Regions from separate parts of the Homo sapiens genome. Here region 1 is linked to region 2. A link is an interaction called in ENCODE POLR2A ChIA-PET data of the cell type or tissue named here. Cell type or tissue: OCI-LY7. All regions are shown on one strand. Each heading gives the region's core, and the rest is flanking DNA. Links, peaks and the distances in the headings are about the cores only. Region 1 has its middle 17 kb from the start of SLC4A7. Region 2 holds the start of NEK10 (NIMA related kinase 10).

Region 1 (4,397 bases), core at 143-4,142, 130 kb after region 2:
TGAGCTACCTCACCTGGTGAGGCTTGAAACTTTCAGCCACAGTTCTCATACTCCAGAGAGGGGTGAGGGACTGGAAATGGACTTAATAATCCAGAATTCTTATAGAATCCAGAATTCTATAAAAATTCAAAAAGTATGGGGTTCAGAGAGTTTCAGGGTTAGCGAACACATAAATATGTCAGGAGGGTGGTACAACCCAACTCCACAGGGAGAGAACCCTGCCAGTCCTCGCCCTATGTATCTCTTGATCTAATGGTTCTTCTGTGTCCTTTATCATATCCTTTATTAATATAATAAACTGGTCAATATAAGTATTTCCTGAGTTCTGTGAGCCACTCTAGCAAATTAATCCATCTGAGGAGAGGATTGTGAGAACCTCCAACCAAGTGGGGGAGAAGTTGTAAGTAACCAGAAACCTACTGCTTGGGATTGGTTTCTCAAGTGTGGGACAGTCTTCTTGTGGGATTGAGCCCTTAACCTGTGAGCCCTTAACCAGTGCAGACTCCAGTTAGTGTCAGAATTGAATTTAATTGTCGAACACCCAGCTATTGTCCACTAGAGAATTGCTTGGTGTGTGGAGAAAAACCCACACACATCTGGTGTCCAGTGTTCAGTATGTGAGAGCAGAAGGAAAAAAGTTTTTTTTTTTTTTATAGAATCAATTGTAGCTATCTATACATGATCAACTGAAGGTAATACATAAAAAAGTTAACAATTAGATGATTGAAAGGAAATAAACTAAGATGCTAACATTAATATACTTCCTGAATGAATCAATCTAAGCCTTTTGTTATATATCATAAGAGCCCAACTTAAGTCTGGATCATCCTCAGGATTGTAGGAAAAGCTCTACCCCTGAAAAGTACAATGTGAATCCAGACTATCTGGTACTCAAGCATGGAAATCTTGTTATCTTAAGGAGAGTGCCACACAAAACTGGCAGACTGTTGCAAAACAAGACATGCTGACTGCCAAATGCATTAAGACATCAAATTCATAGAGAAAACAAGTATATATCTGTCTAGATCTACTTTACTATCTCTACTTAGGCAATCACATGAAGCTTAACTTTCTGGTTCCTTTGAGGCCAGTCCTGAGGGAAGTAATTGCCAAACAGGTCAGGGGCCAGTATAACTAAATAGGTTCCAGTTTCTCTTATTACTTAGGTTCACCAAAAACTGTAAGAATAAAGAATGTAGGCTGGGCACAGTGGCTCATTCCTGTAATCCTAGCACTTTGGGAGGCCGAGGCAAGTGGATCACTTGAGGTCAGGAGTTCGAGATGAGCCTGACCAATATGATGAAACTCCATCTCTACTAAAAATACAAAAATTAGCCAGGTGTGGTGGCATGCACCTGTAATCCCAGCTACTCAGGAGGCTGAGACAGGAGAATCTCTTGAACCCGAGAGGCAAAGGTTGCAGTGAGCCGAGATGGCACCATTGCACTCCAGCCTGGGCAACAAGAGCAAAACGCCATCTCATTAAAAAAAAAAAAAATGTTATAGAAATCTGGGGACTGCAACACCCTCAAAAACCTTTCTCTAGTTTTTAATAATTAAATTAGAGATGGCTACTGAATATTAGCTGGTTGAAATATGGCATTTGCGTAGGTAGATCAACAGTAAACTTCTACATACATAGGCACTGAGTAGGTGTTTATAAAATGCTCACTGAATCAATTTGTCAGGACAAAACTAATTCTGGAAAGTGAAATACATGGAGTCATCTTCCTGTTTTCCAGCTGTAGCCTGTCAGCACCACTACCTCCACTGTCCATGGGGATGCCAACTCTGCCCTTACTTTTGGCCATAATATCTACAGAGGCCTGTTACTACTGTGACCTGGGCTTCAGATGACTGGGGTCCTGTTGCTCCTCCATTCTTGACTCCTGGCTAAGCCTTTCCCAGCCATCCACATGCAAACCTTAGTTGAAAAGGCCTAGTCAGGGATCAGCAAATGACAGCCCATGGGCCAAAACTGACCAGCTGCCTGTTTTTATAAAGTTTTATTGGAACACATCCATGCTCATTCACTTATGTATTATTTAAGGCTGACTTTGGTGTTACAATGGTGGAGTTGAATAGTTGTGACAGAGATCATCTAACCTATAAAGCCTAAAATATCTACTATGTGGCCCTTCTGAGAAAAACTTTGTTTACCTCTGACCTAGATGCATAAGGCCAGATAATAATAATTATTGGGACCAGGCATGATGGCTCAGACCTGTAACCCTGGCACTTTGGGAGGCCAAGGCAGGTGGATCACTTGAGGTCAGGAGTTCGAGACCAGCCTGGCCAACAGGGTGAAACCCTATCTCTACCCAAAATACAAAATTATCCAGGTGTGGTGGCACGTGCCTGTAATCCCAGCTACTTGGGAGGCTGAGGCAGGAGAATTGCTTAAACCTAGGAAGCGGAGGTTGCAGTGAGCTGAAATCGAGCCACTGCACTCCCCTGGACAACAGAGTAGTGTGCAGTGACACAATCATAGGTCACTGCAGCCTTGCGCTTCTAGGCTGAAGCGATCCTCCCGCCTTAGCCTCCCAAGTGGTTAGAACTACTGGCACATGCCACCACACCTGGCTAATTTTTAAATATGTTTTTGTAGAAACAGGGTCTTGCTATATTGCCTGGCTGGTCTTCAATTCCTGGTCTCAAGCAATCCTCCCACCTCGCCTCCCAAACTGCTGGGATTACAGGGATAAACCAACACACCCCGGCCTATAATAAAGTTCTTGTGTGGCATTTACCATATGCCAAGCAGTACGCTAAGGTCTTTGCATATGTTAATTCCTTAGTCCTCACTACAATCCTATGAGGAAGCTGAGGCATAAAGAAGTTAAGGTAACACAGCTAATAAGCCTGTGTCTGGCCTAGATAGAGAAGGTATTGCAAAATAAATAGATTATCACAAGGATTCAAGAAATGAACAAAATCATAATTTGGAAGCTCCAATAAATCAGCAAACAAGTCATGGTGGAAATTATGAGAATAATGTGATTGTGGAAATAGGTTATTCCTAATAACCACATTCTGGCCAGCTGCAGATTCCTTTTGTGTCTGGGATTATGTGAAAAAGTAATGTTTAAGAAAATAAAAAACCAGGCCGGGTGTGGTGGCACACGCCTGTAATCCCAGCACTTTGGGAGGCCAAGGTGGTGGGGGGGATCACTTGAGGTCAGGAGTTCGAGACCAGCCTGGCCAACATAGCGAAAACCCATCTATACTAAAAATACAAAAATTAGCTGGGTGTGGTGGTGGGCACCTGTAATCCCAGCTACTCAGGAGGCTGAGACAGGAGAATCACTTGAACCCAGGAGGCAGAGTTTGCAGTGAGCTGAGATCTCGCCACTGCACTCCAGCCTGGGCAACAAAGCAAGTCTGTGACTCAAAAAAAAAAAAAAGAAAGAAAATAGAAATGACAATATAGAAAAATGGAACTGACCAAAAAAAGTTTTTTTTTTAAAAAAAGATATTTACTATAGAACTTCTACATTTAAATTGTAATTTCTGCATCAAGGTAGTAACCTTGGGATACTCTACATTTATTAAGAAATAATTTTTGGCCAGGTGCTGTGGCTCACGTTTGTAATCCCAGCACTTTGGGAGGCCGAGGCAAGTGGATCACAAGGTCTGGAGTTTGAGACCAGCCTGTCCAACATGGTGAAACTCCCATCTCTACTAAAAAGTACAAAAATTAGCTGGGCATGGTGACATGCACCTATAATCCCAGCTACTCGGGGAGCTGAGACAGGAGAATTGCTTGAACCCAGGAGGCGGAGGTTGTGGTGAGCTGAGATCGCACCACTCACTCCATCCTGAGCGAGAGAGTGAGACTCCGTTTCAAAAAAAAAAAAGGAAAGAAATAATTTTCAATGTTTGTTTAAAATAATTTTATAAATTCATATAAGGACCCCATATATATATATATATATTTTTTTTTTTTTTTTTTTTGAGGTGGAGTATCACTCTGCCACCCAGGCTGAAGTGCAGTGGTGCAATCTTGGTTCACTGCAACCTCCACCTCCCCAGCTTTAAGCGATTCTCCTGCCCCAGCCTCCCAAGTAGCTGGGAGTACAGGAGTGCGCCACCACACCTGGCTAATTTTTTGTTGTGTTTTTTTGAGACGGAGTCTCGCTCTGTGGCCCAGGCTGGAAGGAAGTGGCATGATCTTGGCTCACTACAACCTCCGCCTCCTGGATTCAAGTGATTCTCCCACCTCAGGCATCTGCCACCATGCCCGGCTAATTTTTGTATTCTTAGTAGAGATGGGGTTTCACCATGTTGGCCAGGCTGGTCTTGAACTCTTGACCTCATGATCCGCCTGCCTCGGCCTCCCAAAGTGCTGGGATTACAGGCATGAGCCATTGCGCCCGGACTAATTTTTGTGTTTTTAG
Region 2 (4,397 bases), core at 152-4,151:
TACCATGGCAAACAGTAACTTCTCATTTTAGAGATTCAGTCAGTTAACAAGTATTTGTTGAACACCTGTTACGATGTCTTGCACTGGGCTAAATGCTGGATATATATAACAATAGTGACTGAGACAAAGATGGTCTCTGCCGTCACAGAGGCAGTCCAGAGAAAGAAACAGTAATCAAGCAACATACAGAAAATGATTGGGGAGTGAGAGCAGGAGTGTGGGGGTGCAAAAAGGAAAGTCCATTCCAGGCAGTGTGAGCAACAGGTGAGATAATTACACACAGGAGAGAATGTGACATATTCTGGGAACAATCAAGATGGAACTGCTGATAGAAGGCCTAACTAAAGATTGGATTAGGGTAATGGGGAATCATTGCAGGACTTTAAGTAGGGAAGGGAAATGCCCTTATGTGCGTTTTAAAAAGATCAGTTTAGCCGGGCACGGTGGCTCACGCCTGTAATTCCAGCACTTTGGGAGGCTGAGGCGGGTGGATCACCTGAGATCAGGAGTTCGAGACCAGCCTGACCAACATGGTGAAACCCCTTCTCTACTAAAAATACAAAAATTAGCCAGGCGTAGTGGCTCGCGCCTGTAATCCCAGCTCTCTGGAGGCTGAGGCATGAGAATTGGTTGAACCCGGAAGGCGGAGGCTGCAGTGAGCTGAGATCGCTCCACTGCACTCCAGCCTGGCAGCACAGCAAGACTCCTTCTAAAAAAGGAGTCTTTTTTAGAAGGACTCCATATATATATATATACACATATATATATATCAGTTCAACAATGGTGGGGAAAAAAGTGGATTGGATAGATAGGGCCAGACTAGAATCGGAGAAGCCAGATGGGTGTTGAATTTAACCAACCGATGGTGGAAATTGAGACAGTAAAAATAGAGATGGTAATGTGGGAATTGATTCAACACCTATTAAGAAGGGATAGTCTTGATAATTGATAGAGATGCAGAGGAAGCAGCAGTAAGTGTCATGGATGTCGTCTAGAGTGTAGTTTTTGAAAGCTGAATGGATAGTGATGCCCAAAATAGGGAATCCAAGAGCAGCAGCAGACATGGGGAAGATGGCGTTCAGGGTTGCACATGTGTGGCGTTAACTTGGCAGCTGGATTTTGGGGTCTGACAGTTAGTAGAGCAGGCTAGGTTCCAGTTGGAGACTTTCTAATCATCGTCAGATAGATGGTGCCTGAGGCGAGGAAGTGGAAGGGCTCACCGAAGTAGGGCAGAAAAGCAGAGGGGCAAAGTCAAAGCAGCATCCTGTAAGGAGAAGGCAGAAAAGCGACGCTCATAGAGATGAAGAATGAACCTCCAGAGGCGTCGGAGCAGATTGGAAGAGACACATTCAGGCTCCATTTAACCAGAATAATTCCGTTATCAAAATGGAAGCGCCAAGAAGCATCGTTGATGGCGCTTTCCCACCATCCATCCGTCCAACACAAACCCACCTGCTTTGAAAAGACTGCCTCACGCAGTGACTCACTTACCCACCACAGCCGCATTCTCTACCTCTGCCTCTTGTCTAGTGAAGCTGGCTCCCGAGGCTTCGGGGCCGCTCCACAGGGACCTGAGGACGTCTCCCCGGAGACCCTGACTCAAGCTGCTCGCCGGCACAGCCGAGCACCGGCTCCCGCCTACTCACCGCGCGGGAGGGACGGTCCCTCCTTCAGGCCAATCTCCTTATCATTGTCCCTGCTGCTGTCACCTGCTGCTGCAGACCGGGGGTCCCGTCCAGTCTCAGCCCGTCCCGTCCTCCCCCCAGCCTATTCCCGGTCCCCTCAACCTCAGGGACACCGCGGCCAGCTGCACCGTTGGTTTTCCAATCAAATCCTCCTCCAGGCCACCAACCAGCGCTGGCCAGGCCAATGCCGACAATTCTTCCTCCGCCACCTGGGGCGCCTCAGCCAATCGGGAGCAGCCATGCTGCGCAGTGCAGAACGCCATAGCGACGGATGACGCCTGCCGGGGAATCGCCGTAGCAACCAGAGACGCGCTAGATCCACCACCAAGCTTGCAAGCAGAAGAGGCAGCAAGTGATGCTGAAGGCTGTGCTGCAGCCACTTCACCGGAACCTAGAGCTACCTGTGAACAGGTCTCCTACACGTTGAAGATTTTTCTGGATTTAGGGTGTCTAACCTTTGATGGGAAAGGGCAGCTTCATCTTGGAGTGTTTACTTTCAAGAATTGCTATGGGCTAAAAATCAATTCTCTTTAAAAGCAAAGATTTAATCTGATAAGGAATCAATGCAGCATGCTAAATACCTTTCATATGGCATGAAAACGTCTTCAGTTACTCAAGCCACAGGCAATGAGAATAAGGTGCCACAGCACCGTATTTTTCACAAAAAGAGTGACCTGGGATTCAAGAAACCTGTATAGTATAACTATCGCCAGTTCGTTTTGTGGCTTTGGGCAAGTCACTTCACCTTTTGTGAAAGTCTGGAGCTTCTTTAAAATTTCTGAACTGCATTAGATAACGCTTTAAAAATATACCTGACATTCTGTAACTTTAAATAAATGAAAAATGCCAATCTATTAAGTGCTTAATTTTGTGCCGGGCACGATTTCAAATTCTTTCCTTATTTCACTTAGTTATAAAATGGAGGCACAAGAAGTTTCCTAAGTAGTCCAGTATGGCAGAGCTAGTGATGGAGTCAGGGTAAAACCTACTTCGAGTCTGGTCTTAACCACGATGATGCTCCTTCGACGATTTCTTCGAGTACTGGGCCCTGTTCAACCTCATCTTGGTATCACTAAACGCTCGTGTGTGTGTCTGGTGGTTACATCTTCCCAAACTGGATTTTAAATGAATACAGTGAACCCTAACGTTTTTCTGGTGTGGATAGTAAGTAGGCCCATTGGATTAACAATACTTAAGCTTGGGTAATTGAAAGCATTTTTTAAAATGAAGACGGTCCTATTTTGGAAATGCAGAAAGGCGAGATGAAAGCCAAACTCTGGTGAGTATAGCAGAACTAATTAAACTTCAGAGATCTAAAACAATCAGGATTAATGTTACCAATAAAACAAAACAAGGTGACGGGGCAGGAAGACCGATGCTGAGTAGAAAAAGTATTCTGTACATACATTCTAAATGTTAAGCAGTCGGCCTGGCTTGGTGGCTCACACCTGTAATCCTAGCACTTTGGGAGGCCGAGGCAGGAGGACCACTTGAGGTTAGGAGTTCGAGACCAGCCTGGCCATCATGGCCAAACCCTGTTTCTACTAAAAACAGAAAAATCAGCCGGGCATGGTGGCACATGCTAGTCCCTACTACTCAGGAGGCTGAGGCACAAGAATTACTTGAACCCAGGAAGCAGAGGTGCAGTGAGCCAAGATCATGCCACTGCACTCCAGCCTGAGAGACACAGCAAGACTCTATCTCAAAAAATAAACATTAAGCAGTGAGACATGACTGCACTGAACTTCTCATCTTCACCAGAATACCAATTGTGCTTCCCATCTTTCCACTACTCAGTAAAATTAAAGTCTTAAACTAATGTTTTGGCCATCCCAGAATATTCCTGAACTTCCCTGAAAGCTGCAGCGATTAAGAGGCAAGAATGACACTGCCTCTAAAAGACACATACACTATCATCTCAAATGTTAAGGGTCCCTCTGTAAAATGACACAAAATAAAATCCCACAAGAGATCTTGCACCAAGCTTATAGCTTATATAGCAAGGCTCAAAACTATGAAAACATATTTTTCTAAGGCCTTTTTTTAAATGAAATGCATAACGTAAATTATACAGTTCAAAAGTAAAACAGCATAATGTCCTAACTACAGCATAAAGGTAACAAATCTGCATGTAAGTAGATATTCAGGATCACCTCAACAAGAAGATAAAACCACTTCCCAAAATTTATAAATACTTTAGCCCAATGGTCTAGAACAAGAAAAGGCTATTCACACACACACACACACACACACACACACACAATCTAAGTGGAGGAATGAGAATGATCTTGTAGACTGAAAGCAGAAGGCTGAGTACAATTTGAAGTAAAGGCAGAACTTAAATTGGGCTTTGAAAGAAAAGCAGAAAGGTTTTCTAAACAGCAGAAATGTTTTCATTAAAAGCACAGAGGTAGGAACGTATGGGTCAACCATGAAAAGAAGTGATACTCAAGAGATCAGATATGCCTTTATTGGCCAGATCAAAGAGAGCTAACTCTTTTCCTCTCTCCTCTTGCAGAATCTCAAAGGTCTGTAGCTAGGAATTATAAATTGACAAAAAAAATTTTCCCCTAAAATAAATGTAAACTACATTTTCAAATGAAATTTCCAAAAACATAAGTGTCTATCCCCATCTTATTCCAAAGGCTATCAAATTCATGGTGAGGTTATCAGATGTTTTTCAGTGCAGAAAACACAAAAGGAAAGTGTTCC

Evidence for each region. Peaks named below come from ENCODE experiments on the same cell type or tissue, not always from the same donor. Only the 100,000 strongest peaks of a DNase experiment are listed, where the experiment ranks them.
Region 1: POLR2A ChIA-PET joins it to region 2 with 16 read pairs; 2 of 35 experiments call an interaction of 5 or more read pairs at or near these places.

The regions. Positions count from the first base shown.
Region 1 is chr3:27,499,183-27,503,579 of GRCh38, forward strand. No RefSeq gene overlaps it. Among named protein-coding and RNA genes, the nearest start is that of SLC4A7, 17 kb to the left of the region's middle. In OCI-LY7, for the core only: no CTCF peak of the experiment used is centred there; no DNase peak of the experiment used is centred there.
Region 2 is chr3:27,367,579-27,371,975 of GRCh38, forward strand. It overlaps NEK10 (NIMA related kinase 10), which reads right to left and starts at 1,805. Exons shown (of 36, transcript NM_001394966.1): 1 at 1,647-1,805. RefSeq lists an enhancer at 1,063-1,563. In OCI-LY7, for the core only: no CTCF peak of the experiment used is centred there; a DNase peak (open chromatin) is centred at 1,933; H3K4me3 peaks cover 930 bases.